Linked DNA regions of Homo sapiens: region 1 is linked to region 2. A link is a contact called in ENCODE Hi-C or POLR2A ChIA-PET data. All regions are on one chromosome and are shown on one strand. Each heading gives the region's core, a stretch centred on a gene start or an enhancer-like site at or near the end of the contact. The rest is flanking DNA. Distances are from core to core; before and after follow the strand shown. Region 1 holds the start of ZNF311 (zinc finger protein 311). Region 2 holds the start of LINC01623 (long intergenic non-protein coding RNA 1623).

The links. Hi-C counts contacts between places; a loop is a spot of excess contacts on that map. ChIA-PET counts read pairs that join two places held with the same protein, here RNA polymerase II (POLR2A). Pooled maps may share reads with other maps.
Region 1: a pooled map shows a loop between it and region 2 (2.5-fold over the local background). The contact joins the promoter of ZNF311 here to the promoter of LINC01623 in region 2. A Hi-C loop is called at or near these places in 14 of 168 maps with a recorded cell type or tissue (Caco-2, GM11168, HepG2 and 9 more), 2 of 37 single-sample maps with no recorded cell type and 22 of 50 pooled maps. POLR2A ChIA-PET finds 5 or more read pairs at or near these places in 16 of 52 experiments (CD4-positive, alpha-beta T cell, CD4-positive, alpha-beta memory T cell, HEK293T and 11 more).

The regions. Positions count from the first base shown.
Region 1 is chr6:29,004,007-29,009,716 of GRCh38, forward strand. It overlaps ZNF311 (zinc finger protein 311), which reads right to left and starts at 1,309. Exons shown (of 7, transcript NM_001382360.1): 1 at 1,002-1,309; 2 at 1-208.
Region 2 is chr6:28,860,535-28,865,980 of GRCh38, forward strand. LINC01623 (long intergenic non-protein coding RNA 1623) reads right to left here and starts at 3,143. Exons shown (of 2, transcript NR_033379.1): 1 at 2,750-3,143; 2 at 1-1,481. TRA-AGC2-2 (tRNA-Ala (anticodon AGC) 2-2) reads right to left here and starts at 3,222; the gene lies at 3,151-3,222. It also overlaps the pseudogene RPL13P. RefSeq lists an enhancer at 5,335-5,446.

The DNA.
Region 1 (5,710 bases), core at 59-2,558, 140 kb after region 2:
TACTGGTCAGATCCAGTTCTCAAACAAGCTGTGAAGTGGCTCCAGTTGATGCCAGCCTCCTTTGGAGAACACATGTTTTGGTGGTGCCAGCCAAAGGGCCCTTCTTGACCCACAGTGCCGCTACTGTTTGGCTTAATGTGTCAAACACTGCCCTGGATTTGGGGTTCATTAGCAACACTAAACCGCTGTGATCTCACATCTTGTTTCCCTGCATATTTGGTGAAGGGAAAAGAGGAATGTGACCACAGGAAAAAATAGGGAGTCACTGAGAACCTGAGGCACGAAGTCAAACTGAAAATGTGAACATATCCAGAATACAATCTCAACGGCTACCACCCTTGTCTGAGCCACCATCACCTGCTATCTCCCCTCCTTTCCATTACTGCGGTAGTCTTCTAACTGGTCTCCTTTCTTCAATCCTTGCCTTCCTCCTTTCTTTTTTTTTTTTTTTTTTTTTTTTTTTGAGACGGAGTCTCGCTCTGTGGCCCAGGCGGGAGTGCAGTGGCGCAATCTCGGCTCACTGCAAGCTCCACCTCCTTTCTTAATAGGGCAGTCTGAGTAGTCCGTTTACAACTTGAGTTGGATCATTTCATCGCTCTGCTGAAAACTCTCCAGTGGTTCATACTTAAAATAAAACCTGAAGTCCTTACCGAGGTATACAAGGCCCTACTGAATGTGCCCGTGACTTCTAACTTCCTCTCCTGCTCACCCAAAATAAGAGCTGAAGTCTTAAGAGTGGCATACAAGTCTACAGGATGTGTCATTCTCAACACCTTCTACTCTTCTCCCACTCCCTCAATCTTCAGCCATACCGACCTTCCTTCTCTTTCATCTTAGGGCCTTTCCATTGGCTGCTCCCTTCACCTTAAGCGATCTCCATGGCTAATAATCTTGCCTCCTTCAAGTGTTTTCTTATAGGTCATCTTCCCAAGGAGGTCTACTCTGAGTGCCTTATTTAAAATTGCAGCCTATCCCCTCCTTCCAATCCTGATGGGCCTTACCTTGCTTTACATGAATTCTTCTTTTCCTCTATAGCACTTTATAATTTTCCAGTATGGTGCATAAGTTACTTATTAATATATACATTGTTTACGGTGGTTCTACCTTCGCTAAAATCTAGGCTCTTAGGCTCCATGAGGGCAGGAATTTTTGTCGTCTTGTTCACAGTTGTATTCTCAACGCCTAAAACAGCGCTTGCAATAGTATGTGCTGGATTAAAAATTAGCTGACTGAATGAATATATGAATGGATGCTGTAGAGAAGAATAAAAAGAATGGGTCAGGAGGCGACAAGAGCAAGACTCCGGTCTCAAAAAAAAAAAAAAAAAATGGGTCACGAGCCCCTGGGAGGAGGTAGGGCAAATGGGCGGGAAATGCTCATTTTGGGGAATGGCTTCGAGGGAGGAAACCGCAGCCGACTCCCTCCTCAAATCTGGCCCCAAAGACCCGCCCCTGCCTGCAACCCCAGGGGCCCGGGTATTTAGGTGAGGGGGGCGACGGCGGCACCGGACTCCTCTCCTCTCAGCTGCAAATTCCGACCCACGACGGCCCAAGGCACAGACCTTCCCGCCGGTACTCTCCCCAAGAAATGAGAAACAGAAATATACAGAAGCTCCACTTCCTAGTCCGCCAATTATCATTTCCGGTGATTTTCTAGGAAAGGCGTCAACTCTCTGGTCTAGGCGTTCCCTTAAACTCTCCGCCCTCCTCCTCGCGGCTCAGCCTTCTAGGAGTTTGCGTGCGTTTATGGCCTGTGCAAAGGGGTTGCAGAAATATTACCCTTTTGCTCCTTTTTTCCCATGTAGAGGAACCTCTAGATAGGAATGGACAGAAGTTTTGTGACAAATATATGAAAAAGTTACTTTTAAATATTAACTAAGAACACAAATAATTGAATGTCTTTTTCAAAAGTAAAGACTATTTTAAGCCTATGCAGAAGTCGAAAGAAGAGTATAATTAACCCATATATACCCATCATTTACATTTAAAAATACATAAAATTCTGCCACACTTGTTTCATCCATCTCCATTTTTTCTTGCTGAAACGTTTTAAAGCAAACCCCAAATATCTTACTTTCAACTTCATTATGCATTTATTTTAAAAAGGATATTTTCCTACAGAATCACAATACCATTATCCCATTTAACAAAATAATTCCTGGTTATCATCTAATACCAAGTCCATATTATATTTCCCTAAATATATACATATGCTTCTTACATTTGTTTTCTATTTCATTCAAGATCTAAAGTTCCAGTATTTAATTTGGGCATGTGTCTTAATTCTTTTAAAATTCACATCTGAACTAGTTCCTCCTTCCATCCTCCTCTTCGTCTTCCCCTCATATAGTCAACTAATTGAACAAATTGGGACATTTGTCCTGAATGTTCTACATGCTGGCTTTGTCTATTTGTGTCCCCATTTTATTAGTTTCTCTAGCCTCATATTTCCTGTAAAACTTGATGTTACCTCTAAAGGTTTGATTAGAGTTAGGTTTAACTTTGTTAGTAAGAATCCTTAGGTGGTGCTATGTACTTTTTGCCACACATCAGGAAGCATATAATGTTTTTGATGCTAAGATTGACCAGTGGGTTTAATACTTGATAGCTGAATCCTTCCATGTAAACTTTCCCACTGGCTTTTAATCTGATAGATTCAGCCACCCCATTTCATTAGAGTTTGTAAAATTGTAATTTTTCTAATTCAATAATTTTTTCACATTTATTAGTTAGAACTCCTCTATAAAGAAAAACTTTCCTTCATCAATTTAGCAATTTAGGGCTATTTGGTTATCCTGAAATGTAGTTTGTACAGGAAAGAAAGACTGTTTAATTTTCAACATAATTGCCAATTTTCAGAAAAAGCAGTTGTGCCTTAGGTGCCATCAATGGTAACCACCTTACAAAATGTGATAGCCATCCTATAAAATGGCTAGCTGGGCCCTACTGTCCAGCATTCACATCCTTGTGTAGCCCCCTTCCACATTGTACCAGGGTTGGTTTGTGTGACTGAATGATCTGGTAAAAGTGATGCTATGTTTTGTTTGTTTGTTTGTTTGTTTGTTTTGTTTTTTGAGACAGAGTCTTGCTCTGTTGCCCAGGCTGGAGTGCAGTGGCGCGATCTTGGCTCACTGAAATCGCCACCTCCCGGGTTCAAGTGAGTCTCCTGCCTCGGTTTCCCAAGTAGCTGGGACTATAGGCATGCATCAGCATGCCCAGCTAATTTTTATATTTTAGTAGAGATAGAGTTTCGCCATGTTGGCTGACTGGTCTTAAACTCCTGGCCTCAAGTGATCTGCCCACCTTGGCCTCCCAAAGTGCTGGGATTACAGCCATGAGCCACCGCACCTGGCCGATGCTACATTATCTCTAATATTAGGTTATAAAATAATCTACGGCTTCTGTTTTGGTCTGTTTTTCTTTCGTAGATCACACACCCTTGGGAAAGCCAAATGCCATGTTGTAAGGAGAGGCCCAGGTGGTGAGGAACTGAAGCCTCCTGCCAGCAGACACATGAGTGAGTTTGGAAGTGGATCTTTCTACCTTAGTCAAGCTTTCAGATGACTGCAGCCCTGGTTGATGTCTTGGGTGCAACCTTATGACATACGCAGGACCACCAGCCAAGCTGCTCCCAGATTTCTGGTCTTCAGAAGCTGGGGAATGGCTTTGAGGGAGGAAACTGCAACAGATGTTTGGTTCTAAGTTTTATAACTAATGCAAAATTTTGTTTTCTCTTTTTGTGCATCTAATGTGCACTAATGTAAAATCTTTTTGTGCAACTAATGCAAAATTTTGTTTTCTCTTTTTGTGCACAACATCAAGTGTTCTGCATCAGTTGATAACTAATGCAAAATTTTGTTTTCTCTTTTTGCATATCAATATGAACACATGGATTTAAAAAAATACATTCAATGAGTCTCAATCAATTGCAGTAGTTATTCTTTTTAATGTTCAAATTATTTCATCTTTGGTCAGTGGGAGTCCCTTTATTTTATCTCCTGTGTCCTTTTCATCCAACTCTAAGCGTCTTTGCTTTTTTCCTTTATGGCAAGATAAATGTTTCAGACACATGTCATACATTTCCTGCCTCAGACCTGGAATCAGCCATTTTTCCAAGGTGTTCTGGTGCTTTCAGTGGGGGCAAGGATTGCATACCTTTGTGAATAGTCATGGTTAGCTGTTTTAAAAATGTATCAAAATGAAATAAAATTTGCTTAATTATGAGATTAAATCCTGGCTACCCCACTCACAATGTGTGTGTATCATACCTTAGACCCACCCTAGTTTGTCTATCTGCAAAATGGGTCCAGTGTAAATACCTAAATTTCAGAGCCGTTATAAGGATAAATTAGTTAATACGTGGAAATCACTTAACACATTGCCTGGCATCAAATTTCATGATGAGAATAACTGCAAACCTGGAAGATACTATAATGGTAATGAGGTATACTTTCTTCATTTTATACTTGAGAAAATTGAGGCCCAAGAGATTAAAAACTTGTTTGTACAAAAGAGGATAAAATTAGAAGAGAATCTAATGATTTCAGACTCTTGGATCTCATACCTAGACTACTTTGGATATAAATGCAGCCTTTCCAGCCCAGTCGGGTCTTCTATTTATTCAAAGACAAAGGAGGTAAGAAAATACTTGGCACAGTAGCAATAAAGTGGTATTATGGGAAGTGCAGAAACTTTATATTGAGAAGATCTTGTTCCTGATTCTGCAACTTGTTAGCTATGATACTGTGAGCAAGTTACTTAATTTCTCTGTGTCTTAATTGCTGCATCTGTAAAATAGTGAAAACAAATCCCTTATGCACAAATTCATTGTGAGAGGGTTAATATACATATATTGTATATGAAAATGCCTGGCCATATTGCTTGCTGAATAAAAATCATTATACAAAAATAATTTCTTCAATCCCCCAATTTTATAAAATTTTATTCTCATCTAATGGAAATTGGCATTTTAAGTAGAATGATCCCTAAGGATACTAAGTCTATAATTTTGTAAAGGACTTTAGTGAATACTGTGCAAAGGCACTGTGCAAGGAGCTACAGGAGAGATGCTATGCGTGGTCATCTACCTTCCAGGCTGACTGGGTACAGTCTTTCTTCCCAATATTAATCTACTTAATAGTAATAATGTCCAGTTCACATATTTTTGTGCAATACATTCATGAAAGACTGCTATACCCTTTGCTGTTATAAAGATACTTCCACAGTAGACTGTTAGCATATACTTTAATAATCTAGTTGGATTAAGAGACATTTATTTACATTATTTCCTCTAGGCTAACCACAATCGCTCATAAAACATCTCCTAAAATAATTAATACTGGAATTTTACCAGGGATCCATGTCAAATTTTTCACCCTGTTAATTCCACAGTTCACCTTCTTACTTTTTGAAAATTTGGATATTTGTCAGACTTGGGCATTTGTTGCACTACTCAAAAATGGGCTTCAGGGGTCCTGTGGCCAATCCTCCTGAACTTTAGTATGCTTTAAGCTGGGCATGAAAACTTGTAGTTACTGTTTAACTACCTTCCTTATGTAAATGTTTGTCCTATCATTCTCAACTTGAAGGTCACGACACTTGATGGAGATATGAAAGCCTGATAATGTTAAGTAATTTTATGGCCCTTCTGCCATCTGTCAAAATTACAAAATTCATTTCCTGGGGCTTTTGAAAAAAATAGCAAATATTTC
Region 2 (5,446 bases), core at 1,893-4,392:
GAAAGCAACACAAATTTATGGTCTTCTTTAAATCAACATTTGAAAACACCATCGCAAAATTACAACTGAGACAGTGAGAGATCTAACCTAACCAATTCCATCTTGCTTCTAACCTCCAAGCTGTCCTTGTTCATTCCTGGTCGTAGGCTGACCTAACTTTGGGAGGAACTTAGTTTATAGTTTAGCTTTGAAACAAAGACAATAGCAGCCCTTTCCAAAACAAACCCGCTTCCTGCCTGGGGACTAGACTGCTTTCGCAGGACTAACAAATTAGCCACAAGATTATAAATTATGGTTTAGGAGTCATGCAGCTGGAGGCTGCAAGATTCTAAACCTCCCCCAATTGCTCCTCAGGATAACATCACTATTGTAAAACCGAAGATCAGTTCTTGAGATATTTTGCAGCCCCTGTACTCTATGGATCAGCTAGCACCACCCATAACGATAAACTGGCTCATCTGGTCTTGTGGCCCCCATCCAGAAATTAAGCCAACACAAGAGGACAGCTTCGACTCCCTCTGATTTCATCTCCGACCCGACTAATCAACTTTCCCAACTCACTGGTCCCCTACCCACCAAATTATCCTTAAAAACTGCAATCCACTTGGGGAGACTGATTTGAATAATAATAAAACGGGTCTCCCACACAGCCGGCTTTGCATGCCCGTCTTGATAAATGGTTCTGTCTAGGCAGTGGGCAAGCTGAACTCATTGGGTGGTTACACATTTTCAAATTTTCAGAGCTTTCCTTAGACTAAAACTTTACCATCAGTCCTAAGGTAGTATGATCCATGCTACAAAACTCGCCATAAAACCTTACTATGTAACACTGCTATAGAAATCTATAAAGTGTTTCCTTCGTAGGAGGGCCGTAGGCAGCCATGGCGCCCAGCAGGAATGGCATGATGTTGAAGCCCCACTTCCACAAGGACTGGCAGCAGCGTGTGGCCACGTGGTTCAACCAGAAGATCCGCAGAATCAAGGCCCGGCAAGCCAAAGGGCGCTGCATCGCCCCGCGCCCGGAGAGTCGGGACCCATCTGGCCCATTGTGCTGTGCCCTGCTGTGCGTTATCACATCAAGGTGCGCGCCGGCAGAGGCTTCAGCCTGGAGCTCAGGGTGGCGGGCATTCACAAGAAGGTGACCCGGACCACTGGCATCTCTGTGGATCCGAGGAGGCAGAACAAGTCCACCGATTCCCTGCAGGCCAATGTGCAGCGTCTGAATGAGTATTGCTCCAAACTCATCCTCTTCCCCAGAAAGCCCTCGGCCCCCAAGAAGGGAGACAGTTCTGCTGAAGAACAGAAATTGGCCACCCAGCTGACAGGACCGGTCATGCCCATCAAGAATGTAAGGAGAAAGCCCGAGTCATCACTGAGAAGTAGAGGAATTGCAAAGCTTTCGCTAGTCTCCGCATGGCCGGTGCCAATGCTTGGCGGCAATGCTCGGCTCTTCGGCATATGGGCAAAAAGAGCCAAGGAAGCTGAAAAACAGGATGTGTGAAAGCAAAAATAAAGCCCTCTTGGGGACTTGTAATAAATACGTTTTAAAAGAAATCTATAAAGTTTAAACTGATTCTTCCTCTGACAGAGAAAGGCAGTTTCTTAACAGATAGAAAACACGTGAAACTGGTGGTCGGTCACTTCCCAATAAGATCTCAGGAGTGGGGAGAAATAACACAAGATTTAGGAACTATGCCAACGTTTACGACCCCAGGTCTAGAGGTCAAGCCGTGCACTTGGTCTCTCAAGTCGCCTGCTTGGCCCTCTTCCAAGTGTACTTTCCTTCATTAGTGCTCTAAATATTTTCAATAATTTTTCACCCCTGCTCTAAGACTTGCCTCGGTCTCTCCTTCGGCATTATGCTCCTCAATCGAATTCTTTCCTTCTCCTGAGGAGGCAAGAATTAATGTTGCTGCAGACTCCTTACAGATAACTGCCACCGCTAATATGTTGAGATGTTCACACATGCATGTGTGAGGCCCTTCAAAATGTGAGCTGCGGTTAGAATTGGGAAGAGAAGGGAGTGGGGATATGTATCTTTGTTTTCTGATTGCCTTCCATATCTTTTAAAACTAGCTAAGTGCTGCTTCAAGTCAGCCAGATACGAAGGCTTCAATTTATTTAACACAATAAAGAACTTCTATTTGGATCCAAAGCTTACATTATGCTTTAATAAAAGTTACCCTAATAAAGTCAGAAACAATAACAATGAGTCAAAGAAATGCATACAAAGTAGGCCAGGCGTGGTGGCTCACGCCTGGAATCCCGGCACTTTAGGAGGCAGAGGCGGGTGGATCGTGGATCACTTGAGTTCAGGAGTTCGAGACCAGCCTGGCCAACATGGTGAAACCCCCGTTTCCACTAAAAAAAAAAAAATTAGCCGGGCATGGTGGTGCATCATGCCTGTAATTCCAGCTACTCGGGAGGCTAAGGCAGGAGAATCACTTGCATCTGGGAGGCACAGCTTGCACGTGAACCGAGATGGTGCCATTGCACTCTGCACTCCAGCCTGGGAGACAGAGTGAGACTCTTGTCTCCAAAAAAAAAAAAAAAAAAAGCCTACAAAAAGCTTACAAAGTCTAAAATCGGACGAACAAGAGGACACCTGATGGGGGAAAAGAAAAGAGATTGCGATGGGAAGAGAGTGGTGGGGAAATCCGTGGGACAGTTTTCCTATTTTCTGGGTCTGTCCCTTGACCAAGGAACAGCTCAAAAAAGAAAGGATCTAAAATAAATTGTAAAAAATTACCTGTGGTTTCGCATTTGTTTTCTGTCTTTTTCTTTCTTGCTTGATCTTCGATAATACTGGGAAATGTAACCAATGTGATTGGGCTTGTTAATTTGGTGCCTTGCTTGTTTTTCGGGTTTTGGAATTCTGCCAGTCTGTGCTTCCGCGGCCTCTTTCATTTTGTCTTTCATCTCTTGACACAGCCACCCAGGGTGGTGTCAAAGCCTTAGAGCAGAAATGCATCAATATTGAAAGCAAAACGGAGCTTGTTTTCCTTGGTTTCCATGTGAATTTGAAGAATTGAGAGAGAATGAAAGTGCCACAAAAACAAAAGAAAAAAAATTGAGGCGAGTCGTGGACATGATAGACATGATTTTGCAAACAAGGCACATCTAGGAGAAAAGGCGGGAGAAAAATGAAGCTGGAGGTGCCGGGGATTGAACCCGGGGCCTCGTGCATGCTAAGCACGCGCTCTACCACTGAGCTACACCCCCCAACGCTCAACGTGGGCCAAAATATTTCTATGACCTGTTACTATTATCGGTCGTGCCAAGAAGCATATTTTGTCGAACTTAATTTTGAATTCGCTATACTGGATATTGTTTCCTGACTGCGCTGAGAGAAGGAAAACTGAATGTTATATCGAAAGTCCCGTGCTGGGCCTGGGATCTCCCGCTGCAGGTCACCCTCTCGGACGGCCGCTCGACAACCACCTATCGGGGTTTATAAGGGAGCCGTCCTGCCTGGCCGCCCCCCAGAGAAAGGTCTGTGATGGGGTGATTCTGCTTGGAAAGGTTGCCAGGAAACCGCGAGCATAACGCAGAAAGATAAAACGAAAGCCCTAAACGCCGCCGTGGGAATTTAAGTCCAAGGGGCAGAGAAAACAGGAGGGGAATTGCAGATCGGCTTGTCCCGGTCGTAGTTACTGCCCCTGCAGGTTCCCGCGCCCAGCCTCGGGATGGAGAACCTGGCACGCTACGTTTCGCGGGCTCTGAGACTCGGGTGGTGAGAGTCGCCGAGATGCGCACTGGGAAGAGAAAAGAGCCAGGACGCACCTGCATTTATGGCGCCATCGCCCGGGCGGAATCCTCCACGGAATAAAAAGTATGCAGAAGCAAGGCGATTTATGACTGCATAAACCCTCCGTGCTCCTGGAGAGTTCTTAGACCTCTCCACTCCTTGGCACAACTGACCTCTCCACTCTTCGACAAACTGGCAAGCGCTTGCCGCCGTTCGCCAAACCTTGGTACGACAGTCAATCCAGAAATGAGCTTCTGGAACAAATCCTAAATCCTTTTTTGTCTGTCTTCTTCTGATTCGCTCTCATCCTTAAGGGACCTGTTTCTCCTTCAAAACCTGAAAACATCTAACCTATAGTACCAACCCCAGATCCAGGCCTGGCCTTCCTGACCAGTCAAAGCCAGTTGGACTGTGCGCCTAGAAGTGGACAGACATGCGAAATGCCATACTGTATACGTACAATGCATAGGCCAAAGGCGACCCTATGACCCAGAGATTAGAAAGACTCGGACGTCTTTTGACTGGGTTCAGGTCACACTACTCCCAAAATACGACACCTCGGCATTTGAGAAAACAGCAGAAGCAGAAACGTTTTTCTCTGGGCCCTTGTTCCGTGAAGCGGGCCATGAAAGCTACCTGATCTTCCAATTAAAGTAGGTGATAAGACCGTCAATTCAGAGGGGAGAAAATGTACTTGGAGGAAATAAACGAAGACACAGAGATGCCAAAGAGAACCTGAATAAACAGGCTTTGCTAAGTTCACCCCAGTTTATAACCATTAGATCATACCCCCTTTTATCCAATTATACTGCTATGGGACTATCCACTTCATCAAACCTAAGCATAAAAATATAGGAAGTCCTCACTTATTGTCAGTTGGTTTTTGGAAACTATTACTTTAAGCAAAATAAAACTAATTCTACCATAGACTAGACTAATTGATTTAAGAGTTAATTTTCTTGGCAAATGTCTGATCACAAAAACACCAAATTTCTAAATAAGGACTCCAAACACTTCTAACACTAAATATTGAAAAAAATATGAGCTGCACCTCAAGTTAAGATCAGCAAAAACGACATGATTGATTTATTTTTGGTGAATCAGTGACTGCAATTCTAGTGGTGGCAGGTTATATCAAGGAATAAATGTTTGTGAAATAGCAGTTGTAAGGAGCAACTCCTACTAACACACAATTCGTAAAACATTGTGTCCGGAATTGGCGGGTTCTTGATCTCACTGATTTCAAGAAAGCCACAAGTCCTCCGGATGAGTGTTACAATCGTTAGATGCGGTGTAGCCAGAGTTCATTCCCTCTGACGTTCGGATGTGTTATAGAGTTTCTTCCTTCTGGTGGTTTGGTCTTCTACTGGCTCAGGAGTGAAACTGCAAACCTTGGCAGTCAGTGTTACATCTTCTAAGGCGGCGCCTCCGGAGTTGTTTGTTCTTGCCCGAGAATTCATGTTTTTCCTAACTTCAAAAGATAAGCTGCAGACCATCAACAAATTACAGCTCATAAACGTAGTGTAAACCCAAAGAACAATCAAGATCCATCGCAGAGAGCGAAAAATCACTTCCGCACCGTGGGAAAAAGCCCGAACACGTTGTCGCAGTTGGTTCCGGCAGCCTGCTTTTATTATCTTGTCTGGCCCCACCCACATCCTGCTGATTGGTCCATTTTACAGAGAACTGACTGGTCTG